Linked DNA regions of Homo sapiens: regions 1, 3, 4, 5, 6 and 7 are each linked to region 2. Evidence: chromatin loops called from intact Hi-C (ENCODE). Cell type or tissue: PC-9. All regions are shown on one strand.

Region 1 (4,000 bases), 1.1 Mb after region 2:
CATCCTAAAGTGGACTTACACAAACCTAGAAGGCAGAGCCGACTCCACACCTAGGCTGTATAGTCTTGCTCCTGGGCTACAAACCTTTACAGCATGGGACTGTACTGGCTAGGCAGTTGTAACACAATGGCATTTGTATATCTAAATATAAAGGTATGGTCTTATAATCTGTCATGTGGCCCATCATTGGCTGAAATTTTATATGGCACATGACTCTATTAGCCTAGCCATTTCTCTCTAAAAGATGAGCTCTGTTAGAGGTACCACTGTACCTCTGCTACTTTCTGCTTCCCAAGGAGGCATTGGAGACTAGGATATTGTGATTTATAAGAAGAAATAAATATTTTGCTGTTTGTCTCTGGTTCCTGGCACAGAGCTCCCAAGTCTGTAATTTCCTGGCTGGTAGGAACTTTTGTTCTAATGTGATGACTCTCAGTGGGCCCCTGGATAGGGATTGGACACAAGAGAGACCAGCATGATTAGAAGCTTAAAACTTTCAGCCCCATGCCCCATCCTTTGGAAGGGGAGAGAGGCTGCAGATTGAGTTACAATTGATTATGCCCATATGATTAAGTCTCCATAAAAATCCCTGAACTACAGGATCCTGAGAGCGTCCGTGTTACGGAACATGTGGAGCTGGTGTGCCCTGAGAGGACACAGAAGCCCCGTGTCCCTGCCCCATGTCTGTCTCCCATCTAGCTGTTCTGATAAGTACTTTCATAATAAATGGTTAAATGTAAATAAGATGTTTCCCTAAGCCATTCTAGCAAAGGATTGAATCCAAAAGTGTGAGGCAGCAGTGGGGAGTGTTGTGGGAACCTCTGATTTGCAACTGGTTGGTCAGAATACCAGGTTGAACCGGGGATTTGTGGTTGGGTCTGAATTAAGGGTAGTCTTGTGGGACTGAGCCCATAACCTCCAGGTAGGTAGAGTCAGAGTTGAGTTAATTTTGCAAGATCACCTACCAGAGAATTGATGTGTGGGAAAAAAAAAAAAAAAGCTCACATCCGGTGCTGGAAGTGAAGTACTGAGAGTGGAGAGAAAAAAAGTGTTGCTTTTTCATTTTTTTTTTTAAGATCATTTTATTTTTTGAGATGGTCTCACTGTTGCCCAGGCTGAAGTACAGTGGATCAATCATGGTTCACTGCAGCCTTGATCCTCCCGGGCTCAAGGGATCTTCCTACCTCAGCCTCCCAAGTACCAAGGACTACAGGTGTGCCACCACACCTGATTTTTTAATTTTTTGTAGAGACGGAATTTCACTATGTTGCCCAGGCTGGTCTTGAACTCCTGGCCTGAAGTGATCCTCCTGCCTCAACCTCCAAAAGTGCTGGGATTACAGGCGTGAGCTACCACGACTGGCCTGGTTTTTCTTTATTCAGAGACCATCTGGTGAGACTTGAGTTTGTCTTTACACTCAACAGAAAAAAACTTCATGTCCATTTTTAATGATAACCCTTCATTTGTGAGCAGTTGTGGTTAGAATCTTGTTTGAAAATGACTAAGATGGATGCTTGTGTGAGGCAGCCTGCCACAGGGTGTTTATAACCTATTTGAAGAGTCAGGGTGTAAACTAATAGTAGCTATTATTTATTGATTCATTCTAGATCATAGGTTATGTGAAGATTAAAAGTGTTTAATTTTAGTATCATTATATTGTGTCATAATCCCAGTGTAGCCTAATCAAAGATCTCTGGGAGTGGATGGCGTGACTGTTTAAAAAAGTAAAGGGCATCCTCAGATTATTTGTTGTTTCCCAGGTGCAATCTTGTCCTTTTACCAGCTACTGCTAACCAACACTGCCATCTGGTGGACAGTAAGAAACTTCTGGTTCTTGTTGGGTCCATTAGCCAGGAAGGGTATTATGGTGTCCAGACTCAAGGCTAGGCCCTGCCAATGACTGACATGGAAAAATGAATCTGTTGGGGTCTTACTTGACTTCCTGTCTGGAACAGATATGGAAAACCAATTCAAAAAGAGTCTTTAAGAAGCCTGGGCCAGGTTAGTGCAGGCAGGGACTGTAGTCTTGCATACTAGTTTCCTGTCTGATAAGACCTTTCAGGTTTTGCTGCCTGGGTTTAATCTCAAGAAGGTTGACCCTCAATGGGCCTGGAAGTGCCTGGAGGTTAGGTTGAAAGCTATCATTAGCAAGACTTCGTCTAGCTTGGGAGAAGGGTTTACTGATCTGGAGAATTTGGCAGCCAAAGCAGGCCTGAAACAATACCAATTTCTTTAGAAAAGAATCAACTTGATGTTTGCTCAGGACCTGGGAAGGAGGTGTGGTGGGCCACAAAGAGTTAACCAAGTCTGGACGCAGTGGCTTACACCTGTAATCCCAGCACTTTGGGAGGCCGAGGCGGGTGGATCATTTGAGGTCAGGAGTTCAAAACCAGCCTGGCCAACATGGTGAAACCCCATCTCTACTAGAAATACAAAAATTAGCCAGGCAGTAGTGGTGGGCACCTGTAATCCCAGCTACTCAGGAGGCTGAGGCAGGAGAATCGCTTCAGCCTGGGAAGCGGAGGTTGCAGTGAGCTGACATCACACCACTGCACACCAGCCTGGGCGACAGAGTGAGACACTGTCTCAAAAAAAAAAAAAAAAAAAGTCCTTAGTTGGATGCTAGTAAATGTCTCATAGTAAGAGCAGTTTATAAACATCTTGCCTTATGCTACTAAAAATACAAAGTAGCTGGTATACTTTTCACCTTCAGGAAAGTATCTGGGATCAAAGAATGGGGAAATGACTTTCTAGGTATTTCTTTTTTTTTTCTTTTTTTAGACGGAGTCTAGCTCTGTTGCCCAGGCTGGAGTGCAGTGGTACAATCTCAGCTCACCACAACCTCCGCCTGCCGGGTTCAAGCGATTCTCCTGCCTCAGCCTCCCAAGTAGCTGGGACTACAGGCATGCGCCACCACACCCAGCTAATTTTTGTATTTTTAGGAGAGGCGGGATTTCACTATGTTGGCCAGGCTGGTCTCGAACTCCTGACCTCGTGATCCACCCGCTTCAGCCTCCCAAAGTGCTGGAATTACAAGCGTGAGCCACTGCGCCTGGCTGTATTTCTAGAACAGCAGGAACAAAGGCATGGAATTAAGGGAGGTGAGTAATCTTGGTCAGAATCATATCATAGTAGGACAATATGAGATGAAATTTGAGGGAGGCTCAAGTGGATTAGCTTTTTATTTCCTAAAGGTGAAGGGGCCAGGATCAGGTTCCAGACTTGAGGAATGGAAAATATTTGGAATAGGCCCTCAGAGTTAGGGCCGAAAGAATCCAAGTGAAGGCGAGTTTAGTTTTTGCGTTCTTAGTCTGTTTCTCTAATGTGGGCACACTACATTAGAAAAAAAGTGGGAGGGGTAGTCCAGATATGACAGAAGGATAAACGGTGAAGGAATCAAGAATACAAATGAGAATGTCTTTAAAGTTGCTAAACACAGATTCCAGGATGTACAGGAAGACAAAGGAGACAGGTTAATTAGGGAGTGGGATAGGGCTGAGGGACCAAAGCCTCCTAAGTAAGTGATGCCCAAAGGTAGTTTCCAGAAAGAGGAAAGGGAGTTTGTCATCTGAGAGAGGGACTCTTGATTTGGTTGATTAGAAGAACCAAACAACGATTAGCCCTAGGCTTCCTCCATGGAAATTCCCTAAAGAAAAGTCTTGCTATTCAGAGTGTTATTAAGTCCCAGGGTCTTCATTGCCACTAATAGATCTTTTTGGAGGGACTGATATCAGATATTTCCCTATTCTTAGGAGGAGATGGCTGTTCAGGGAAGGCCAGATGTTAACAGAAGAAACAGAAGGATATTAAACATGCCATTAAGCTGGTGACTGGAAAAGAAAAAAAAAGTTAAACATTGCCACAAAATCCTTTGGTTTCAGTGTTAAAACTAAATAAACCTCTATGGAGGCAGCAAGATGTTAAATGGGGCAAGAGGGTCATAGACCAGTTTTCATCCTTAGGTAATTTTCATTTATTTGAAATACCCACACTTTGGGCA
Region 2 (4,000 bases):
TAAGCCCCAGAATATTAGTAGAATATACGGCAATATGGATCAAGTAATCCAAAGTATTAGCAATGTTGCAAGAGGCTGTCACCTAGCAGCTCTGTATTATGTTTCCAGGCCCTCCCCCACTCATTTCCCTGAGCCCCGAGGCTGTGGTTAATAACGTCAAAAGAATGTTTTAAAATTGCCCTTCTGTTGATTCCAGAGAGTTAGGGCCCTCACATGGTTAGAGTCCTGGGCTAAGAGTCAAATTCTAAATTTAATTCCAGCCTCTATGAACATCTTAGTCCCATATTTCCTCACCATTTAGAGATGTTTCAGTTTTCCCATCTGCGAAATCGGCATAAGATGCCTTGCTCCACAGAAATACTTGTCAACAGCTTTGCCGTACACAAAGATTGGCATTGTATTGGGGCAAAATATCATTTTTCATTCCATAATAGGAATTAAACAAAAGCCCTTTGAGAACGCACCTTGTGTAAACGCCCTGTGCTTAAAAGCCTGTGAATTTCAGAGGTCAGCAAAAACCGCCCCCCTTCTTTATTATTTTTCTTAAAGCTAAACAAGGGTAACTAGGGAATTCATTTTGGAATATAAAGACATGAAAGAAAGGGTATTTCAGCTTGCACAATAGTACAAAGAAGAACAAGAGTTGTCATGTTTTGCTAAAGAACTCCCAGCTGTTTAATTTTATAGTAAAATTACTTTAAGAACTTTGCTAATTCAAAGACAAAATCAAACAACTGTTGTTGCAAAACTGAACTTCCACATTTGAGTGGAAAAGCCAATTTGAGATTAATCTGCCCCTAAAATCATATTATAAAAATACAGAGCATTTCTGTAATGCTGGTTGGAGGAGTGGCTTTTATCTGAAGAGAAGACACATAAAAGAGAAAAATGGTACATTTACTGGTAGTAAGATTTAAAAAAGTAGTTTATGTTCTCATGTACTTTGCCCTGACTTCTCCCCCAGCTTTCTCTTAAGCTCTTCAGTCTGTTTTAATACCAGGTTTGTTTGCTTTCTGGGGATGGGCCTGTTAGGCAGGAAATTGTTGAAAGGCATACAGCAGAAATTTTAAATGGTGTTTTTAAAAGATAAATACCCAATTGGGTAACTGACTATTAAATTTGGAGTTCAGAATTTTTTAAAATTTTATTTTTAGACAATATAGAAAGATAAATTCTGTACCTATACTTGGTTCTATAAGTCCCACATGTTGCCTATTGTCAGAAACAAACTGTTCCTTATTTAAAAAAAAAAAAAGAAAAGAAAAAAAGCCAGTTTTTCTTCCATATTAGGGAATTATTCAGACTTCTTTCCTTGGTTCCTATAATTCCAAACCAGTTGGAACATCAGTCTATTTTTGGTTTAAAGGAGCTTTTAAAATGTGAGCATGATTTTTTTAAGTTTCTAAATCTCATAAAAATCAATTTGCCACATATATAGCAGCTATGGTTGTAAATATAGTGAAGTCATTGTATTGCAGAAAGACAAAGTTCTAATTTCCATATTACAAACCCCACCTACCCCACCTTGTCCAATCTCCACATAAGAGGGCTGAAAATGTAAATTCTAAAACATATAAAACAACATAAGGTTGTCATTTGTGGCTGTTTCTATCCAAGATGAATGTTGTCACCTGTATTGGAGTAAACTCTTTTGTTAGTTTCTGCGGGTTTTTTTGGTCGTCCCACCGCATCCCATCGACTCACCACGAGAGGGCAATGGAGCGTTTGCTTTCAGCTAACAAAGCTAGAAATGGTTTTAATATCAGCTAAGTGTTTGAACTTGTTAAGGATTTATTTCTCCACCTTCCGATTGCCATACATGCAGCCTCCGAGTTTCCACTAACAGCGAATAATGATCCAAATAAAGTTATTCTGAGGGAAAATATAGACAGACTGGTGCAGACAAGAGCTTTTGCCCAAATAAGGATCCCTTTTGTGCAGACCCCATGTGTTAGATAACCATCAACTGACAGTTGCTCATGAGTTAATAATGTTGGATGCTGAAATATGCATACCATGTGCTATAAAAGAGTTTGGAGGACAAAGACAAATACTTCTATAGTTAGATATCAGAAACATACCAGAGGTGTGCAGATTGCTTCGTGGTACATAGGTTGAAACCGCCCAATCATTTCATCAAAATTAGTACAATATAAGTATGATACAGTAGAATGTATGATATTGATTGCATGTTTCATTGATGTTGCAGAAATTTTGGTCTAAGCCTTTCTGCATGTTACTGCCTTAAATGCTACAGCAACTACTGCCTTCTAAGAAAAGAAAATATTTCCTAAGCTTCTTTCTATAGCCACCATTGTTGCTCTTTTATTTTTACCATAGGAACCCATTTTACCATGTGTGTGCAGCCTTTTGATTGGCATGTAGTGTTTGGAGGGCTGTTAATGTCTAGTTAGGTTTCTGTGTTGCTGCTGCCACAGGAATCAAAAAGTGAGGAGGTGGAGGGAATCAGCTTTGATTTTGGCTACTATAACAAGTTGTTTGGGAGGATGGGACACAGGGCAAACTGAGCACCGGGCAGCCGCCTTCTCAGTGATGCCTGATGGTTTTTTGGTGCTAAGAATGATTGCGGAAAGAATGTTTCTCCTCCCTGCCCCCAGAGTTCAAACCTTTTTGTTCTGTTCAACTTTTCTGGGCTTATTGGAATGCCAGTCTTCAATGAATAATCTCATATTTTGTCATAAATGGGACCTGAAGCAGGTTGGCAAAGCCAATGAGGCTATGCCCCTGCATTTAGGCCTGACTGTAACTGACCTCTCTATTTATTCTCAGATGAAATGTCCAAAAAGTCAGACCATTAACTTACTCAATAGTTGGAGATTAAGAAGTGTCTACTTCCAAGCAACTAAAATCACTCCAGCTCCATTTTCTCCTATTCAGTTTGTACTGGATGATGAAAATGGCTTACATTATACCCGACCCATATTGACAGCAGGAGAGAACAAGTCATGAAATAAATAATTAGCTAGTTCCTTCCCCTCTCTCTCTCCATTCTCACTCTCTCTCTCTTTCTGTCTCTTCTCCAGTCTGTTGTCAAAGCTTAACATTTACTTTGACATCTTAGTTAAGAAAGTTAATGAAATAACATCTTCATCAGGGCCATTTAGTAGCCTTGAGTCAATGATTACCAGATTTGAATTTTACAGAAGGGAGACCTCAGCTTAAGAAAAATTTTTAGATACTATTATAACATTATATATATATATATGTGTGTAATGTGTATATATAACTATATATAACGTTTTTACATGACTACCCTCCATAACAGTGAATAAAATCTTAAATGTATTGAAACATTGAATCGTGACTTTTGCTGATTATTCTAGCTTCAGATGTTAATCTTGTTCTGTCTGCTCCTTAACACATATTTCCAAGAACATATCTATAATCATAACATTGAATTATTGACTAAACCAGCATCGCCCAAGAGAAAGATAATGTGAGCCACATGTAATTTAAAATATTCTAGTAACCACATTTTAAAAGGTAAAAAGAAACATGTGGAGTTAATTTTAATAATATATTTTATTTAACCCAGTATATTCAAAATATTATCATTTCAATATGCAATCAATATAAAATGTTATTAATGAGATATTTTACTTTTATTTTGTATTAAGTCTTGGAGATCCAGTGTGTATTTTACACTGCGGCACATCTCAATTTGGACTTGACATATAGTATTTCAGATACTCAAGGGACACGTGGCTAGCGGTGACTGTATCAGACACAGCAATTCTAAATAGTCATAGAAATGTTTTATCTTACAGTGAAAAATGTAAAGAAGCTGTAACCTCTTCTGGGTTCATTGTTAGCTTTACATTAGGGTTTCTGATGGTATCTGTGTGCTGTTTCTCTATAGTGTAACAAACCCTCCCTCCAATTGAGTGATCACTCTAGCTTGCCCCACGGCTTATAATCTGCCCTTAGTTAACATGTCACCAGGTATTATCAACCTTGTTGCTGCCTCTCCACGCCCACT
Region 3 (4,000 bases), 770 kb before region 2:
GTAAGAAAGTTGTCTAACAAAGAATAGAGAAAAAAGAGACATTTTTGTCCAACAGTGGCAATTCCTACTTGGCTGCATTGCAGGTTATATGCATCAGGAATAGAGGGAGTAAATTCAGGGAGATAAATTGGGACAGAGCACTGAAAATTTTGAATCTCCAGATAATGAGATTAAACCTTATTTACAAGGTACTAGCAAGTTACAGAATCTCTTTAAGCAGATGTTTGGCATGATGTGAGCTGCACTTTGGGAGAATTACTCTGGCATCATGGGTAAGATGATTTGGACAGGAAAGAGTGCAAGAGCAGCTTCAGTCTTCAGGCCACAGTAGCATAATAGCTCAGGTGAAAAAAAATCATGGGCCTGCCCTGGCGCAGTGGCTCAGGCCTGTAATTCCAGCACTTTGGGAGGCCGAGGTGGGTGAATCACCTGAGGTCGGGAGTTCGAGACCCACCTGGCCAACATGGAGAAACCCTGTCTCTACTAAAAATACAAAATTAGCTGGGTATGGTGGTGCATGCCTGTAATCCCAACTACTGCAGAGGCTGAGGCAGGATAATCGCTTGAACCTGGGAGGCGGAGGTTGCAGTGAGCCAAGATGGTGCCATTGCACTCCAGCCTGGGCAACAAGAGCGAAACTCCAACTCAAAACAAAAACAAAAACAAAAACAAAAACAAAAAACAAACAAAAAAAACATGGGTCTGAACAAGGGGATTAATAATAACGGATAGAAGTGAATACATTTTTTTAAATGAAGAACTGATGAGGAGGTTGGGAGGCAGCTGGGAGGGTATCAGTTGTGGCTTACTTTTTGAATCCCCCCAAATTCCCATAGACCAGGGTTTCTCAACCTCACCACTATTGACATTTAGACTGGATAAGTTTTAGTTGTGAAGGACTGTCCTGTGCATGTTTAATAGCATCCCTGGTCTTTGTCCACTAGATGCTAGTATTACCTCTCCTCCAGTGTGAAAGCCAAAACTGCCACTGATATTGGTTAATTCCTTTGGGGGACAAAGTTATCCCCAGTGGAGAATCACTGCCCTATATAAAACCAATAGAGCCACTATGATAAAAAATTCAAAAAAATCCATAGACAGTATCTATTCATATCTGCTATCTATCTATCTATCTCTATATATAACTAAATGTTAAGCTATTTCCAAAGACTCCAAAATATAAGGGATTAGAAAAAAGCCCTGAGAGCCATCAGACATGAGCAGTATCAGCATCTCTGTAGAAGGAAGTAAAAGAAAGACAATGTGGGTTGTGAGGATTCTGATACCAGAATATTCCATATTTCTTATAGATATACACTGGAAAACGACTGAACTGGGTAAGAGTCTTGCAGGCTCTGAATCATGGGTGAGAGCAAGGGGACCATGTTTGATAGGATCTAATGGTGCTGGAATAATCTGGGCCCTCTAAGCCATTGATGATAACAAGCCAACCTTCCCTTCCAGGAGAAATTGTTAGCATGAGCTTCACATTGAGAAGAACAGGGACAAAAAGAGCAGGAAAAAAATAAAAAAGAAAAAAAGAAAACTCCAGATGAAAAGGGATTAGGGAATAGAAGAGAGAGATTCCACAAAATGCAAGCCTATGTATATTTAAGTTACTTTAAGGTAAGAAACAGAAGAGGGAGTCCTAGAGTCATGAGTCTAGAAAAGTTACTTCGCCCTTTCCTCCCTCCTAAAAGTACACAAAAACTCATTTACTTAAGCATGAGCAAAGCAAAAAGTATGCAGTCTCAGAAGAATGAGAAGCAGAATGAATTCCCTATGACCTGGGAGGCACAAAGAATGACATGCCCTCAAAAACAGATGAAGACTGAAGCCCGGTATTTCAAAATGAGCTAAAATAAACCAAGCTAATGGTAGAAGCTGTGACAAGAAATCACAAATAGAATAACTCAGAAATGAGATGATTAAGGAAGATTTAAAATTAGAGTTACATAAGTTGAGAAAAAACTAGAAATAAATAAAATCATTTCACTAAAGAAGTTGAGCCAAGAGGAACACAAAAGCAAATAAACAGAATAGTGCAATGAGAGAAACAGAACATAGAAAGGAAGAAAAAAAATTTTAATCAAAATGATGTAAATAAAGCGTTAAAAAAATAAAGCACCTGAGAGAAAATGATGGTTTAGAAATTTCAACGTATGTCTAATACAGGGGTTCCTAACCCAGGGTCCATGGATGTCAGGGTTTATGGGTAAAATTTAGGTGGTGCAATGAACTTGGTTAAGAAATATATTATGTATATATTTTTACTGACCTCTGGCTGAAATTTAACGTTTTTCTTTAATTATCAACATATGCACCAAACCACAGTAGTACTGACAGTATCTACGATTTTATCACCAAAAATGATCACAAAAGTCAAAATGCCAAATTACAGTTTGGAAAAACAGCTCCAAATACCATTTATGCTCATCACTTTTTTCAATTTGTAGTTGTTAACTATATTTAGATCTCATTAATTAAGAACTATATCTCATTACTTAATAGTTAATAAAGAGTTAATAACTGCAACATAATTTTAAATTATTTTGACAACTGTATTTCAATATAATTAGTTTCCTTTGAAATGCTGTATGTTCTCCTTTATACATCTAAAAATATTATTCTGTGAAACACTCCATTGTTTTTGCCAGACTGCTGCTTCCATGATACAACAAATTTGGTAACTACTGTTATATAAAAGGAATCTCTGAAGAGAAATTATAATTTGAAAACTTTCCTAAAATAAAAACAATTAGAAATTATGTATTAAGAGGACTTGAAATTTGACCCATAATGGCCAACACCATCCTTTAAAATAAATATCTTTAGGCTATCCCACCAAAAAGATAAGTAGAAAGAAAGTTAGATTGTCATCAGAATTTTTAACAGACATACTTTTAGGGCCAAAAATATTATAGTAATATATTTAAGATACTCACAAGAAGAAAATGTCAGCCAAGAATCTTATGTTCAGCCAAACTGACCTTTAAGTACAAAAAGCCTATGGTCAATTGATGTCAACATGCAAAAACACAGAGAACATTGTTCTCATGTGCTCTTCTTAAGGAGTCTACCAAACCACAAAGAAATAAGAATGGATTTAAGAGCAAGTGTTCAAAACTTTTATGGCACTTTGACATTGCCATGACATCCAAGTACATGAATCATTTCTCAAGTAATTTGTTTTCATTGTATTTTACTAAAGTATTGTTCCATGAAAGATTATTATAAAGTTTTAAAAAATCCCTGTACTAAAATATGAGCTTCAGACAACCAAATTTACTGAAAGCATGGGTAAAGAACATTAAATATCAATATACTTGTACAATCAAGACCAAAAATACACTATAAATGAGGCAGTCTAGTATGTAATGTCTACATGCTCTGACAATGCAGATAATATGACTATGTTTTAAATGAGGGAATGAGGAATAAGGAAATTACATGAAAGTTGGCTTCTAGTTTTGCCCACTGAAAAGGCCTAGAAACAGTGATCAAGTTATTAATAATAAGCATATGTGGCATGCAGCTTGTAGTCTTTAAATGCTATTTCCTACTCCTCGGATGTGGATGGTTGCAAGCTTAGGCAGAAATGTGTATGATGAGCCTACAATGCACCAGAGAGCAAGGAAGCTATCAAAGGTTGTTTGACTAAGTTTGTGTCAAAAAGAGTCAGCAGCTGAGTTGAAGAGGCTCACAGTGGCCAAAGATGGGATAATTATTCCAGAGAATGTATTCTAATGAATTCAAACACATCAGATAAGATTAATTCCTTGAGTTCACGGATATATAAGCATACAAAACACAATTATTGGTCAATTTTGAAGCCTGCTAGGAAACAAATTTATTATTTTTTAAACAATAAATAAAGATAATTAAGCTACCCTCTCATTTTTATATGACCTGTATCTTAGAGCAGGGGTCCCAAATGTCCAGGCCACAGAGTGTTACTTACCAGTCCATGACTGGTTAGGAACCAGGCTGCACAGCAGGA
Region 4 (4,000 bases), 55 kb after region 2:
GCAGGGAAAAAGGCCCGGGCAGTGTCTCCCTTAGACCCATCCAAGGAGGTCTCTGGGAAGGAGAAGGCCTCTGAGCAGGAGAGTGAAGGCAGCAAAGCAGCGCACGGTGGGCATTCCGGGGGCGGATCAGAAGGCCACAAGCTTCCCCTCTCCTCCCCTATCTTCCCAGGTCTGTATTCCGGGAGCCTGTGTAACTCGGGCCTCAACTCCAGGCTCCCGGCTGGGTATTCTCATTCTCTGCAGTACTTGAAAAACCAGACTGTGCTTTCTCCACTCATGCAGCCCCTGGCTTTCCACTCGCTTGTGATGCAAAGAGGAATTTTTACATCACCGACAAATTCTCAGCAGCTGTACAGACACTTGGCTGCGGCTACACCTGTAGGAAGTTCATATGGGGACCTTTTGCATAACAGCATTTACCCTTTAGCTGCTATAAATCCTCAAGCTGCCTTTCCATCTTCCCAGCTGTCATCCGTGCACCCCAGTACAAAACTGTAGGCTCAGCTCTGCCCAGCAGTCCAAAGCGGCATGGCCAACAGAGCTTCACTCCTTACCCAGGAGTGCTGGCTTATAGAGTTAGAAGTCAGTATTTCTTCTAATCTGAGGCTATGATCAGTCCCAGCTGTAGGGGCCCAGAGGGGAGGTGAACATGCCTGATTTTTGTGGGACAACTCTAGCCCACAAACTGACTGGCTGGTGAGTCTTGACTCCCTTCCAACACAGATGCCCAGGCACCTCCAGATCATTCACTTCGCACGTGGGCCTTGTGAAGGGATTTGTGAATATCCAGGAAGAACTTAGAGGACCCCATCTGAGTTCGGATGGTCAGGAAACAATCTGGGCAAAAAAGAGGCAGGCATTTCAAAGGAAGGGGCAAGGAAGACTGGCAAACAGATGGCAAGGGATGCCCCTCTTTTTCATAAAACTCTCCAAGGTTCAATCAATGCAATGTATAGTGAAACTTCAATAGATCTTTCATTTTGACACTATTAAACAATCCAGAGAAGTAAACACTGTTAAATTGACTGTATATATTTGCTTCTTAAAACTACCTGTATCACTGTTTGCTCACCTAATTTATATACAGGTAGTTCCATTTTCTCCCAGTTCCTTCTCGTCTTTTTTTTTTTTTTTTTTTTTTTTTTTATTAAATGGTATTGCTTTTGTTTGCAGGTCTTTTTGTTTTTGTTTTGTTTTTGAGGCTGACTGACTGTCCTAGTTGTTGTGTGTTTGTAATTTTTCCACATCTTATTTTGAGCAGCTTTGGGTGGTAAAGTTATTGTTTACAAATTGAAGCAACTGATTCTAGTGGAACAAATGAAAAAGAAACAGTCAAGCACACAATAGTGCAAAGAACGTTCCTTTGTAGATCCGCAACTTAAGGATTTTGTTCCTCATAAATGGCATAGTTGAAAGAGCTTATACACTGCTTACCCAGCCAAATGCTTTGCTTTGAAGTATTGGGTTCTGTGAAAATATTGAGCATTGTACTTACCTTATCTAGGCTGTGAAACTGTCCTACATACCAGAGAATCATAAAAACAAAAACCTCACTGGCAGCAAGCTGCCGAATAACAACAGAGTCTAGAGGACATATTTGTGGGCTGCACAGATATTTTAGGAATTTCAGAAATTAGAACAGGAGCCAAAATGATTTACATTGGCGTTGGCACTGATTCCTTTAAATGGTCTGGGAAAGGGGGTTGGGAAGAGGATGGAGCTCAACTGGCCAGAAGAGGAGCAGCTGCAGTCCTGATAGCTTCTCTAGCCTCGGTCTTTTGAGTGATAAGTAGTCATGTTGTTTTCATCCAGTTGGTTTCTTGTCATTCCCAAGAAGAATCTCCCAGGCCACATCTTTGGGGATAACTGACATACTGGATTAGCCTTTTCAAAAGAAAAGTCATCCTATTTGGTTTTATGGGGTGTGAGTTTTGTGTGTACACACACAGAAACATGTAAGGTGGTTTGGGTCATGTTTTTAACCACCTGGCAATACAGTCCACTTTCTGGTTTCTTTTATTGTGGGAAGTAAATGGTCAAGCTGCTCAGGCAGTGAAAAGATGTGGAGAATGTCCGTTGTCATTCTTGCCACTGTATTCCATTTGCTACCGAGATATAACATTAAGGTGGACACATTTTCTAACTGTATTAATTAAAAGTCAATGGATACAGAGAGTGGATTTTCTCCCCAAGTCCCATCCCTGCTGAAGACCGCTTGGATGAACTCCCCAACCCACTGTGCCCCTCCCGCAACACTACCAGTAGACTTTAGAACCATAGTTAACTAAGTCTTTTACCTCTGAGATACTTAATTCTGGGAAAATTGGTGACAATTTTCAACTTCTAAATAGGTAACTCGACTGCAAAATAATCAAAACTGATAACAATGAAACTGCGGCTCTTAAACAAAGCCATGCATGCCGTGCATTTGTATTGAAATGTCTCCATGATATGAAGCCAAATATTCAATGTAACATACTTAATATCCAAAGGTGGAAACAAAAGAATGTAGAGATCCAGTGTTAAGAGTTCCATTTGCTTCAATTAATTATTTACCTTCCTGTGGAATAATATATATATATATATTTAATAGAACCATAGATAGACTAGTAGAATTTAGATTATAAATGTGTGAGTGCAGATTATCCTGCTATTGCACAAGCTAGAGGGGGGAAAAATCTCAATTCCAGCTGGCAAGATGCTAGCCAGGACACATATAAGAAAGTTGCACTAGATTGAATGGTCACAGAATCGGAGGACATGGAAGAAAAAGGAAACTTCGGTGGTTCTGCAGCAGACATGGGCTAGGTCATATGTGGTTTCTATGAGTTCGTGTCTCAAAAAAAAAAGGAGGGGGGGCATCTGTCCCCGGTGGAGCTCACCTATTTGGAATATGGGGCATTTGTTTTTTCCACTGCAATGATTTCAGTCTGGTTTCATCATGTTGGAATTCGATCACACCATTTTCAAACAATGTTAACATAGTCCAGCTTTTGTTTTTCTCATCTCTTCTGAGAGGAGACTCACTGTTTCTGTCTGAGGAAGCTCATACCCTCGGCAAAACATCAGGACAAATAAAGAGAAATGGGGGTACGCATTCCCAACAGAAGCAGTGTGTTATTTGTTTTAAAACTCTGAACAGAGATCTTGGAAATCTTTCAAAAAGACCATTGAATTCTTCATTGGCTGAGAACGACGTTTTAAAATGTCTTAAATAAGGCTTTGTTTGCATTGTTTGAGTTCAAGGGGCCTTATTATTGAATGGAATTGCACAAGCCTTTCTTTGTGCAATCAAACCATTGTTATTGGTAGTTCTGTAAAGGAAACTGTGGAATCGAATTGGCAGTGGAGTCATAAATCTATTTACTGAGTGTGGCTTCCAAGAAATGTTGCAATTCAAAATGCACTAAGTCTGTGATTTATTGGAGATTTGGAGATTCTAAATAATATTTTTAAAAAACTTCCATGCAACTTCTGGTTTAATGTTTGGCAACTCCACATGATAAAAAAATAAAAACAGCCCAACCGAGTTTCGGAATTAAGTATTCTTCTAGTAAGTGATTCAAACTTGTAATATTTGCCACAGGACTGACTTATTTATTTACTAGCTAGAAGCTCTTAAGTTCACTTGTTTATCAGGGCATATACAGAAGGGTTTGTTAAAACTCGATGTTAACTTTACAACTTTCTGACCTGGTGCATGAATTCTCAAGTACTGTATTTCACTGTGTTGGTGTGTCTGATGGAAATTTCGAGGTGGTCCCACAAAAATATTTTATGTAGTGTGCCTTCAAAGAGAACCATTTATTTCTCTTCACTTATCGTCCCACAAAGTCACATTTGGTGGTGGTCAGCCAAGTCGCATCTGGTCTAGTTTTACTCTTGTCCCAATTTTAAAGAGAAATGGGAATGAGTTTGCCCTGGTGAGACCCATACCATTGCAATGATTATCTTGAGCACTTAAAGTCCAGTGTTGGCTGTTAGTGTATTTGATATTCTG
Region 5 (4,000 bases), 95 kb before region 2:
TCTAAAAAAAAAGAAGGTCCATATTCTACCTTTTTGCAGTTGATTCCAGAAGAAATTGGTTTATAGTGAATATTCACAGTACTTGCAGGTGGTTTGGCCTGGAAAATCTAGATGAGTGGTTTTTAAATTTAGTTGCTTATTAGACTCAAGAAAGAAATTTAAAAAACAATACTGATTACTGAGACCAGCTTTTCTAGATTCTTCATTCAGTAGGAGTAAGGAAAGGCCAATGAATGTGTATTGATAAAAAGGTTCCTGGCCGGGTGCGGTGGCTCACGCCTGTAATCCCAGCACTTTGGGAGGCCGAGGCAGGTGGATCACCTGAGGTCAGGAGTTCAAGACCAGCCTGGCCAACATGGTGAAACCCCATCTCTACTAAAAATAGAAAAATTAGTCACGTGTGGTGGCAGGGGCCTGTAATCTCAGCTACTTGGGAGGCTGAGGCAAGAGAATTGCTGGAACCTGGGAGGCAGAGGTTGCAGTGAGCCGAAATCATCACACCTTTGCACTCCAGCCTGGGCGACAACAGCGAGGCTCTGTCTCAAAAACAAAACAAAACAAAACAAAAAAGGCTTTTAGGTTGAGTCTGATTTTGTTTGTTTGTTTTGGTCTCATTTTGGAGACAGCTTTATGATTAGTGCTGAAGAAGGGAAAATGATCAACAGGAGAGTTGATTGGGAGGCTCTCTCCTGGGGCACAAGAAACACCATGTACTTAAAAAATTTTTAATGTAAAATACCCCTTTAAGGATAGAATTTAGGGCCTTGAAATTCTACTCAGTTGCTATGAACTGTGGGGAATTTGAGACAAATAGCTTTTGTAATTGGAATGCACACTGTGTTGTAATAATGTGGAAAGAGAAACAAAAACTTTCCTTAATGTAATGAGTTTCCATTATCTGCCTAATCTAAGGTTTGTAAGTCTACATTGTCAGGATTTATATTGAGGAGATAGGGGGTGTCATTTTCTGTACACATTCCTGTCCCCACAACTTTCTCTTCAGCCTCTTCTATAACATCAAAATATTTGTTGTCTGTACTTTTCTTTCTCCGCAGTGGTTTTCTTATCTCCTTTTCTGTTGGTCACACTGAAACCACCTCCAATACCACATTGTTAATGGAAATTCACACACTTATTAGGTTTTTCCTTCTGTAGAACCCTTCCAACTCCTCATTGTTCTTACCAAAGAAAGAAGATGAACTGTGAGATTATTTGAGGCCCCCCCCCTTTTTTTCTGGTGGAAGTAAGCAAAGAACGGAAAGATCTCACCTTTCTATGGATAAAGTAAAACTCCAACATGTTATCGTTTTTTAACTGAGTTATTTCATAATGTTGAAACATGAATAATAACAAAATAATTAGATTGGTTCTTAGAGAAGGGATTTTAAAATATAAAAGCTCATTAAAGCACTTTTCTTGCTTAGTGTTTAGGTAGAATAAGTTCGCTTTAATTCCAGTTTGTGTCACTTCCTGTCTCTCTCTGAATAGTAAAAAAAAAAAACAAGAATGTTCTCACAAATGTGTGTCTGCCAACAAATTAATACTCCACAAAGAGAAACTCTGCCCCACATGGCAGCTTCCAATAAATGCTCTGATTCAAATCACAACTCTTTCATTTTTTTTTTATCCCCTTCCCCCTTGAGGGAGCACATTTAGACAATATTTGAGGATGTCATCTTTCTGCTTTTTAAAACTCTCTAGAGTTTTCATTTAAGACTCTTAATGGTTGATGACTAAAACTACAGATCTGGATAGTGGAAAAACTAATAATCTTAAAAAACACTTCTGAAATGTGGTAAAGTGCATTCATTCTCTTCCCTCCTCTTTGTCCTTTTCAAAGAAAGAAAGTTCAATATGAAACCAATGCAAATTATGACTTTACTCAGTGAGATATTTTACCTTCTTTCAGACTGTTTCATACTGAAGTTTATAAAAAAAAAAGAAAAATAACTATGTTAAAATAGGAGGGTTAAGGAATGTATTATTCATAAGCATAATGAACACAAGAACCTGTTTTTCCAGAAGAATTGGGTTGATTAAATCATTCACCACACAAGCCTCTAGTTATTTATTTTTGTCTTTAGAATTACAGTACTTAGCTTTTATAATAAAGTGGACTTGATACCCATATTTGGTATGGCAGTTGAAAGTAGTCAAATGAAGAATTATTTCATTTTACAAAATTTTTAGTAAGTAAGGAATATAAACACTATCAGTTAAACATAGCAAACTTGCATTTTTTTATTCCTTGGGCTATAGTTTGAAAAAAAAATCAAATTATTTTATGTAACACTGATTCTTACAGAGTTCCTTTAAGCGAAGTATGAAAGCTGCAGTGTAAGCTTTATTGGCCTATAAATATGTCATTATAGTTGGACTACATTTATATGCTTTGGATTGTTGTTTAAGCCAAGAAAATATGTCTCTACAGGTTGACTTTTTATTGAAGCCCTTTGAGGCATACAACAGAATGTATTTTAGGCCAAGGTTATTAAAACAGCATTTTCATTTTTTTGCAGCAGACTCATTGTCAATTATGCTGCCACAAACTGTCTGTGGATGGGCAGTTATGAATGGTTTCATCTCCAAATGTGTCTTTAGAAAAAGAAAGAAAAGATAGAGGAGTCTGAGCTGAAACTGAGAAAAAAGACCCAAAGATTATGTGTGGGGGTCTGGCTGAATTTAATGATGGGGGTTCCCTCAGTTCAATTTCTGTTTCTAAATCTGTCCCATCAAATTGAGAAAGAGTAGCTTCCCCCTTTCTTCTGTTGCTGGGACTTTCACTGTACTTTTTGGGAGTCAACAGCATGGTGGGGTTAAAAGAGCAGAGGGTGGGCTGTCAGGAGAATCTTGGCTCTACATGTAGATCTGTCACCACTGGAAAAGTCACTGGAAGACACTGTATGATTTTTTACCTGAGTGCTCTCATGAATTTATTAGGATTTGAAGACATGCCTCTTATTGGAACAATCCTTCCTTCCTTTCTAGACTTAAATTTTATGTGTATATATTTTTTGTTTTTTATTTTTTTCAGTGAAGAGAAATAACTTTTATTAATGAGAGCAATGAATTCTTAATTCTCAGCCACAAAAAAAGATAAAATACAATGAGATTTTCAAATGTAAAATAAAATATCTGTACTCACTTCATTGCTGCAGAGATAAAGTGAAATATTATTATACAGCTCTAAGGTGACATGAAAAGAACACAACTGTTCAACCAAATGGCTCAAAGTAGGTTTAAATTTTATGTGTATATTAAAGAGTCTTTGGAAGGTATTTGTTGTTTATATTTTACTTTGGATTGCTGGTTTCACTCTGCCATTTTCCATAACACTGCAACTTGAGAAGTTTCTTAAATGATATATTGTTTATACATTCAGCTTTGTTTTGTCTAAAATGGGCAATAATATGTACCTGGCTGTTTCTCATTGGATTTTTGAGAAGACCACCTGAGAACAAATTAGTTAATATCTATGGAAACATTTGTGATACTGAAGTCTAAAGTGGTATTATTAGTACATTATTATTATCAGAAGCAGGTTCTGTATGATAGGGAGCCATGTGGTACAAGGTTAGCTTATTTGTCCCTTTTGAATTTCCCTAATCACACACACATTCTAGTAATTTAGAACAGGGTTTACTCTCATTACTGTCTCCCTCGATAGAAAACTATTATAAAAGTCCTTTAGGTTTTTGCTTGTTTATATGTATATATATAAATACATATTATATATGACTATTATTTTAATATATATTTATTTCAAATAATAAATGTATGTAATATATACCATATAACATAAACATTTTATATATTTATATATTAATATATATTTATATTTTATAAACTTTTATCCTCCTGAAAATTCTGTCAAAATAAACTGAGCCATAAGTGGCCAGTTGTATAGGATATCTCAAATACTCTTGGTTAAAAATTAGCTGTAGTTTTTGCTTGGAGATTCTGGAGGCCTCGTATTGCAAATGGTTGTTTCAGATCACTT
Region 6 (4,000 bases), 200 kb before region 2:
GGCAGCCCAACTCACCCCTACAAGACTTTTTCCCCCTCAATATTTCTACCATCTGAATAGCTTTTCTCCGTATTCCTGTATGTAAAACATGGGGGAAAAAAAACACAATAGCAAGGCACCTAAAATTTGTGAGAATCCAGAAAAGAGAAGAAATCATCTTTCCTGGTTGCTCCATTTTGTCAGGTGTTAAATCAGAGTGCTAACTTTTGTATAATAACTGTTTGCTAATACTTAATAAGTAGCCGGTGTAACACAGTTCCAAAAAATTTTTTTGTTGTTGTTAAGCCTATGCAAGGCCAAAGGAGTATTAAAGTTTCACTACGGAAGAAATATGGCCACTGCCAAGAACTGATTAGTCATAAAATCCGAGGCATTATCATCATCCATCATTGCCTTTCTTTTAATGACTGAACTAAAAAGAGAGACATCAAAGTTTTCAAAATAAGGTTATAAAAATGCTGTACGCAGATGAGGCCTCCAAATATTTTGATAGAACCTGAACAAAAAAAATATAGAAAAATCATTGAAACAAATCACAAAACATATGTTGTTATGTTTTGCTCTAAAAAGCATGAAGTTTATCCAGAACCCTATTATGGTAACTGCTTAGCTTTTCATGCATTCCTAAATTACCATGTAATCTAAAACGTTGTTTTCAGCTGCCCTGTATTGGAAAGTCCCTTAAAATAATCAGGATGATTACAGGCTAGTATTCAGAAAGAAACTTGCTTGTATTATTGTAAATGAAAGTATTATTTATCGGGCAGCCTCCTTTAAAGAAAAAAAAAAAACCCTATCTCAGAAGCACAGAAATACAATGTATTCAGGAAATACCTAAACCAAGGATTGCATTTTGGGCTCTCTACATTTTCAAACACATGGATAGTTGGTGTAAAAATATGTTCTTTTTCTGCAGGGACTTGACTGTAATTAGTGTGTGCCAAAACTCTCTCACAGAGATTTCATTGTCTTATCTACTTACATCATCTTAATGCGATTTTATTTTACTTTGTCAAAGTCATATTAATGTAAATGTGTTCTTGATAGCAAACAGAGTTCTTTTTTATGCAAAACAGGATTCAGCTGACTCTAATAAAACAGCTTGCAGTCTATTAGACTATAACAGTAATGTGCTTATTTTGTTTCTCAAATCAAGACTGTGTCAGAAAGCTATAGATGGAGATTTGTCTTGTTTTTCACAATAATTGCTAGGGTGGGGTTACATTATGATCTTTAAATGAATAGTATCGCTTAGAACAAACACTTCATATATCTTTTATCTTCCCCGGCATACAGTTCTGAGTTTTCTTTGAAAATGCTGCGCTACTTTTCCACATAAGTCATCAGAATGTTTCCAAAGAATTTTAACTGCCAGATTAATTATATCTTGCAAACAAAGATAGATTGCTTACATTCTTTATTCAGAATTCCTGCCAGTGTGGAGCAACTGGCAACAAATTAATTTCTTTTGCAACCATGCAAAATGTTTTGCTATGAAAAGCTCTGGAAGGTAAATGGATCCTTTTAAAAAAAAAAAAAATCAGGTTGCTCATTCTGAAAGGCTAATCTGTAAGCAAAGAACACAGGATTAAATGAATTTGACTACTCCCCCCCACCCCGCCCTCTTTTTTTAGCATCTATGTTATAACCCTCCCATAATGTATTCAGTTAATTAAGTATTGCTGTGACCTGGTGGCAATTTTTGAAATCCAGGGAATTTTTCCCCCTTTAAATTCTGCCTCCCCCACAGAGCAGAATATAATCTGTTTCCAGTCAGTCTGTTTATTTCAGCTGTGCTTCTACTACAAGCCTCTAAAATGTTTTAATAAATTTATCAACCAAAAAATATTACAAACATTTCATTTCCTTTGATTCAGACACACATACACACCAAAAAAAAAAAAAAAAAAAACCTCTGCCTTCATTGCAAATTCTTGGTGGTATGAATCACTCTAAGTAATATTTGCTTTAACTTTCGTGTGGTTCTACAAACAACCTTTATATGGCTGGACTTCAAAGCGAGGAGAAATAAAGGTTAGAAATGTGATAGGAGTAATCTATTATTAGGCATGAAACATTAAACCACTTTTAGCTATAAGTCTTAAAACCTGAATAATCTGGGTTTTTTAAGTAGTGCATATTTATTGTGCTTTCAGCTACACACACATTTATCACAGAGAAGTGTTTGGAAGAGAAATATTTTCCATTGCACTGTGTGCCACAATTTAGTTTAATTTTTCCTAATATTTAATTTAGAAAAACGGTAATATTATAACAGGATTCTCATGTGTCCTGGCCAAAACACTTGGTGTTCCTCACAGAGTGAAATTAATCTGTTACCAGCCTGCTGACCTGAAAGTAAGGTTTAGTAGGCACAGAGCGGGTAGGGCAGAGAAAGGGGTGGGTTAGGGTGGGTAGGGAGATAAGATCTCTTTCTTTTACTAGAAAGGAGAAAAAAAAAGGCTTAGAGGAATGTCTCAACCCACCAATGCCATCAAATGACAGAAAATAAGCTGAACGTGTATTTGAGCCGAAGAGTGTTTGAAAACATTTATTAGCTCCATCCATAACGACATTCACGGCAGGAATGTTAATTGTTAAAATCTGTACTGCAGCTAGTTCTTTAAGTAAGGGGGCTGCATTGAGTGGAAATTCAGCTCCTCGTTTCTTTTTTTCTCCACATATATTTGTACTTAAAAAAAAAACTAATGTTATGAAATAAGTCAGATGTCAGATGGAAAGCTTTCTAGCACAAGGGAATACAGAACAGTGTTAAGGATATATGCATATGCAAGAACAAAAAACAACATTGGTAACAATTTGTTCTTGATTAAATTTGTGCTCCTAATACAGTAGATTAAAAATAAGTCCAACTGTTAAACACATTAGGGTTCAGCCCCTGCTGATGTGCCAGAAAAGCAGCTATCACTCCAGACCTGGCCGGATTCTTTCTGGTAGCCTTGAGACAGGAAATCTGACCCCCAAGAAACCTGAACCCCAAAGTCCATCAGTGACCCCGAAACTTGGGGATTCCTTATTTTCGTCTACTGATTAAACCCCAGAACCTTCTTAATATTTTCTTATACCCAGTCAAAACTGGGTGTCTCTCAGCAAGGCTAAAAGACAATACCAGTTTGGAAAGATGGAGAAAGAATTATGGCTGGGCACGGTGGCTCACACCTGTAATCCCAGCACTTTGGAAGGCTGAGGTAGGAGGATCATTTGAGTTCAGGAGTTCAAAACCAGCCTGGGCAACATAAGGAGACTCTGTCTCTACAAAAAATTGAAAAAAATAAAATTAGCCAGGCATGGTGGCACGTGCTAGCGCTACTAGTCCCAGCTACTCAAGAGGCTGAGGTGGGAGGACCGTTCGATTCAGGGAAGTTGAGGCTGCAGTGAGGCATTATTGTGCCTCTGCACTCCAACCTGGATGACAGAGTGAGACCCTGTCTCAGTAATTAAAAAAATATAAAATTTAAGGGAAAAAATGAAGAATTGCTGATAGCCACAATCAAGGCAATCTTTGAAGAAATTAAGTTGTAGTTTATTGGGCAAATATTTGTAAAACTTGTATCGTTTAAGAAGATTATTGTAAGCCATGTCTGCCTCTCCCTAGAAACGTTATAAATGGAGTTAAAGACATAATTGAATTCCAAAATGCCCAAACCGGTACCGTGGCTCAAGCCTGTAATCCCAGCATTTTGGGAGGCCAAAGCAGGCAGATCACTTAAGGTCATGAGTTCAAGACCAGCCTGGCCAACATGGTGAAACCCCATCTCTACTAAAAATACAAAAATTAGCTAGGCATGGCGGCAGGCACCTGCAATCTCAGCTACTCAGGAGGCTGAGGCAGGAGAATCACTTGAACCCAGAAGTTTGCAGTGAGCCGAGATCGGGCCACTGCACTCCAGGCTAGGCGACAAAGTGAGACTCTGTCTTAAAAAAAAAAAAAAAGAAAAAAAATGCCCAAACTGGAAGGCACTTCGAGATCATAGCCAAC
Region 7 (4,000 bases), 74 kb after region 2:
TAGGGGAGGAGCTACCTAGGTAAGCTCTCAAGTTCCTTAACTTCTATTTATTAGCTTCTTGCAGTCCCTGGGGCGATAAGAGAAGGTTAAATTTCTCATTAATCCTATAAATATCTATGGAGCACCAACCCTGTACCAGGAACTGGTTTAACCACCGGAAATACTACTATGAAAGAAATAGATGGCATCCTATATCTTGATGAAGGAGACAGAAAATAAACACACAAACAAAGAAATTGGACAATTTCAGAGAAGCAGTGAAGAAGAAAATACAACTAAGTGATGGAATAGACTGACTGGGAATGAGGGAGCTACTTGAAAAGAGATGGGTCAGGGAAAGTCCTCAATGCGATGTAAACTTTGTGCTTAGCTGAAATGAAGTGCCAGCCTTGCCCCTCTCCTGGCAGGACTCCGGCCTGATCTTTGGGTACTCAGACTCATTCTCAGTGCAAACTTGTTTCTTTGAGCCTCTTGGTTCCTGAACAATATCCCCAGTCTATGATCTTAATGGGCTCACACTATGGGTCTACATGGCCCATTGGAATATTCAAAGTGGGTACAGTCAATCCCCACAGTGGCCAAAGGAGAAAATAAGGAAGCCAGGAGCTGTGCAAGCCAGTCCAGGAAGACAGGCAGAATATAATGCATTTCTGTTTAATCTACTTTTTATCTCATCTTTTTGATTTTTTTAAGTGGGGATAGGGTTTTCTTTACAATGAATATGATATATTGCGTGCATAACAATAATAGTGTATACGTAACAGTGCTTGCTGGTACTTAGACATTGTTCAAAGTGCTCACATGTATGAACTCATTTAATTTTCATGACAACTTTATGAGGTACATACTGATATTTTCCCCATTTTACAGACGAAGGAACAGAGGCACTGCCAAGTAAGTGATTTGCCCAGCTTGTGAGTTGCAGAGCTGGGACTTGGAGCTAGGTAGTCTGATACCACAGTAACTTCTTTTAACCAATTATGCTGTGCACCTTCATGTATGAAATGTGTTTGTTTTAAAGGATATCTGTAGTTTACTGGAGATTCAAGTCCAAAATTTTTAGAACTCTTTTTTCAAAAATACTGGTGAGTGTGACAGTGTCCACAAAGTCAGACAGACCCAGGTTTCAATCCCTATTAAAAAAAAAATATTGGCCAGGCGCAGTGGCTCACACCTGTAATCCCAGCACTTTGGGAGGTCGAGGCGGGCAGATCATGAGGTCAGGAGATCGAGACCATCCTGGCTAACACGGTGAAACCCCATCTCTACTAAAAATACAAAAAATTAGCCGGGCGTGGTGGCGGTCGCCTGTAGTCCCAGCTACTCGGCAGGCTGAGGCAGGAGAATGGCGGGAACCTGGGAGGTGGAGGTTGCAGTGAGCCGAGATTGCGCCACTGCACTCCAGCCTGGGCGACAGAGCGAGACTCCATCTCAAAAAAATATATATATATATATATATATTCATGACATTTGTTAAAGACAGTAAGCCAGACTATTCAAGGGAGACTACTACAATGGAATTTTGCCAGGGGGGAGAGATTGGCCTCAACTCTGAATACAACAATGAAAAGTAGAGATTTATAGCCAAGGGGCAGGGTAGGGTCAGTGGATGGAAAATTACTAACAGTAAACATTTTATAAGGGTAAACAAGGGGTAAGGCAGATTCTGGCTAAACCTACTTGACAAGCTTCTTGCTGAAGGAAGGCCAGGGTGAAAAAATATCCAGAGATGGGGATGAGGAATTTCATCAGATATCAAGGGTGGGGGATATTTGCTAAACTGACCCAACAGGATTCTTACTAAAACTGGACTAAATAGGCCAAGGACAAAGCCTTCAGGGTGAGGCCTCATCAAAAAGATGACTCAGAGGAGCCTGATTAAAGTTTGGTTAAGGAGAGAATCTTGGTTATCCCCAACATTGTTGCCTCCTAGCTGTGTAAACTTGAGTGGGTTAACTAACCTCTCTGAGCTTCAGATTTCTCATCTTGAAAGTAGATATTATACTATCTCCCCTACACATTGTAAGGACTAAATGAAATAATGCTCAATAACTACAGGTTGAATGTCTCTAATCAAAAAACCTAAAATCCAAAATACTCCAAACTCCGAAACCTTTTGAACACTGACATGATACTCAAAGGAAATGCTCGTTGAAGTATTTCAGATTTCGAATTCTTTGGATTTGGGATGCAGAATCAGAACGTATATGTAATGTAAATATTCCAAAATCTGAAACATTTCTGGTCCCAAACATTTCAGATATGGGATACTCAACCTGTACTTAGCACATGGTCTGATCTAGTAAGCATTACCAATATCACTGTTAATGTGAAAGCTCTTGCCAGGGAATCAAGTCATTCCTGATGAAACCGAGCACTTGAAACTCTTAAATGCCACTGGTAAGAGTACAAGTTGACACAGCATTACTTCCGTGCAGTTTTGTGGTATCTATCAAAACATAAAACGTGGCACTGAGTCTCTGGATTCAACAATTTCTTTCTGGAAATGTATCTGAGGAAATAATAGCACAAGGGCACAAAGACATGTGTCTGAGGATTTCCAGTGCATCATTATTTAATATAAAAAACTTGGAAGATAACCTAAATGTCCAGCAGTAGGAGATTGGTTAAATACATGATGGTATTCATAAAATATATTCAATGATAAGTCAGTACAACAAAAATATATTAAGTGCAAAAAGAAGGTTACAAAATATTAGGTTAGTGCAAAAGTAAAAGCAACTGTGGTTCTTGCCATTAAAAGTAATTACCACAATTACTTTTGCATCAGCCTAATAATACAAGTAATATGTTCCCATTTTGTAAAAACAGAATAAACAATAAATGTAATTAATACAAAATGTCTGTGTTTTATGTATAGGCATATGAACATAAAGATAAACACCAAAATGTTACCAGCACAGATAGTCCCTCACTTACAATGATTTCATACAGGATTGTTTTTACTTTACGATGCTGCGAAAGTGATATACATTCAGTAGAAATCATACTTCAAGTACCCATATAACTATTCTGTTTTTCACTTTCAGTCAGTATTCAATACATGACATGGAATATTCACCACTTTATTATACAATAGGCTTTGTGTTTGATGATTTTGCCTGACTATAGGCTAAGGCAAGTGTTCTGAGCACCCTTAGGGTAGGCCAGGCTAAGCTATGATGTTTGGCAGGTTAGGCGTGTGTTTCAGCTCATTTTGTGTTGCTGCAACAAAATAACTGAGGCTGGGTAATTTTATTTAAAAAGAGGTTTATGGCCGGGTGCCATGGCTCATGCCTGTTAATCTCAGCACTTTGGGAGGCCAAGGCGGGCTGGATCACGTGAGGCCAGGAGTTCAAGACAAGCCTGGCCAACATGGTGAAACCCAATCTCTACTAAAAATTTAAAAATTAGCTGGGCATGGTGGCAGGCACCTATAATCCCAGCTACTCGAGAGGCTGAGGTATGAGAATCGCTTGAACCTGAGAGGCAGAGGTTGCAGTGAGCTGAGATTGCACCATTGCACCCCAGCCTGGGCACAAAAGTGAAACTCCGTCTCAACACAAATGAAAAATAAATAAAATAAAAAAATAAAAAGAGTTCACAATTTTAGTTCACAATTTAGTTCATAATTTTGGTGGCTGGAAGGTTCAACACTAGGCAGCTGCATCTGGTGAGGGCCTCAGGCTGCTTCAACTTATGGTGGGAAGAAGAAGTGGAGCAGGGATGTGCAAAGAGATCACAGAACAAGCGAGGAAGTGAAAGACAAAAATCAAGGAAGCCAGACTCTTAACAACCTGCTTTTGCTCTATGGGAACTAATCCATTCCCCCAGAGGGAGAACTCACTCACCCCCATAGGAGGGCATTCATCTATTCATGAGGGATCTGTCCCCGACCCTGCCCCATGACCAAACACCAGGATCCACCTGTATTTTTACTCATACTTACAATATTTCTTTTTTTTTTTTTTTTTTTTTTTTTTTTTTGAGACGGAGTTTT

Evidence for each region. Peaks named below come from ENCODE experiments on the same cell type or tissue, not always from the same donor. Only the 100,000 strongest peaks of a DNase experiment are listed, where the experiment ranks them.
Region 1: it touches region 2 in a loop (8-fold over the local background); 2 of 110 quality-filtered maps call a loop at or near these places.
Region 3: a loop joins it to region 2, with 4 times the contacts of the local background. A loop is called at or near these places in 4 of 110 quality-filtered maps.
Region 4: a loop joins it to region 2, with 2.4 times the contacts of the local background. A loop is called at or near these places in 49 of 110 quality-filtered maps.
Region 5: a loop joins it to region 2, with 8 times the contacts of the local background. A loop is called at or near these places in 12 of 110 quality-filtered maps.
Region 6: it touches region 2 in a loop (15-fold over the local background); 11 of 110 quality-filtered maps call a loop at or near these places.
Region 7: it touches region 2 in a loop (4-fold over the local background); 4 of 110 quality-filtered maps call a loop at or near these places.

The regions. Positions count from the first base shown.
Region 1 is chr10:63,156,512-63,160,511 of GRCh38, forward strand. No RefSeq gene overlaps it. Among named protein-coding and RNA genes, the nearest start is that of NRBF2, 25 kb to the left of the region's middle. RefSeq lists enhancers at 1,577-1,626, 1,707-1,756. In PC-9, CTCF peaks have their summits at 1,839 (motif pointing left) and 2,051; a DNase peak (open chromatin) is centred at 1,800; H3K27ac peaks cover 417 bases.
Region 2 is chr10:62,037,129-62,041,128 of GRCh38, forward strand. The region is part of intron 4 of ARID5B (AT-rich interaction domain 5B); the gene reads left to right. Among named protein-coding and RNA genes, the nearest start is that of ARID5B, 140 kb to the left of the region's middle. In PC-9, CTCF peaks have their summits at 1,689 (motif pointing right) and 1,900; DNase peaks (open chromatin) are centred at 163, 1,003 and 1,703; H3K4me3 peaks cover 484 bases; H3K27ac peaks cover 1,628 bases.
Region 3 is chr10:61,269,920-61,273,919 of GRCh38, forward strand. No RefSeq gene overlaps it. Among named protein-coding and RNA genes, the nearest start is that of TMEM26-AS1, 180 kb to the right of the region's middle. In PC-9, a CTCF peak has its summit at 1,575; a DNase peak (open chromatin) is centred at 1,732.
Region 4 is chr10:62,092,533-62,096,532 of GRCh38, forward strand. It overlaps ARID5B (AT-rich interaction domain 5B), which reads left to right. Exons shown (of 10, transcript NM_032199.3): 10 at 1-4,000. The coding sequence ends at 498. Among named protein-coding and RNA genes, the nearest start is that of LINC02621, 160 kb to the right of the region's middle. In PC-9, no CTCF peak of the experiment used is centred here; DNase peaks (open chromatin) are centred at 1,539 and 3,339; H3K4me3 peaks cover 269 bases; H3K27ac peaks cover 1,905 bases.
Region 5 is chr10:61,942,253-61,946,252 of GRCh38, forward strand. All of the region lies in intron 3 of ARID5B (AT-rich interaction domain 5B), which reads left to right. Among named protein-coding and RNA genes, the nearest start is that of ARID5B, 43 kb to the left of the region's middle. In PC-9, no CTCF peak of the experiment used is centred here; DNase peaks (open chromatin) are centred at 859, 1,529 and 2,019; H3K4me3 peaks cover 1,580 bases; H3K27ac peaks cover 2,883 bases.
Region 6 is chr10:61,835,416-61,839,415 of GRCh38, forward strand. All of the region lies in intron 2 of LINC02625 (long intergenic non-protein coding RNA 2625), which reads right to left. Among named protein-coding and RNA genes, the nearest start is that of LINC02625, 31 kb to the right of the region's middle. In PC-9, no CTCF peak of the experiment used is centred here; DNase peaks (open chromatin) are centred at 1,346 and 1,966; H3K4me3 peaks cover 998 bases; H3K27ac peaks cover 2,868 bases.
Region 7 is chr10:62,110,792-62,114,791 of GRCh38, forward strand. No RefSeq gene overlaps it. Among named protein-coding and RNA genes, the nearest start is that of LINC02621, 150 kb to the right of the region's middle. In PC-9, no CTCF peak of the experiment used is centred here; a DNase peak (open chromatin) is centred at 1,630; H3K27ac peaks cover 2,381 bases.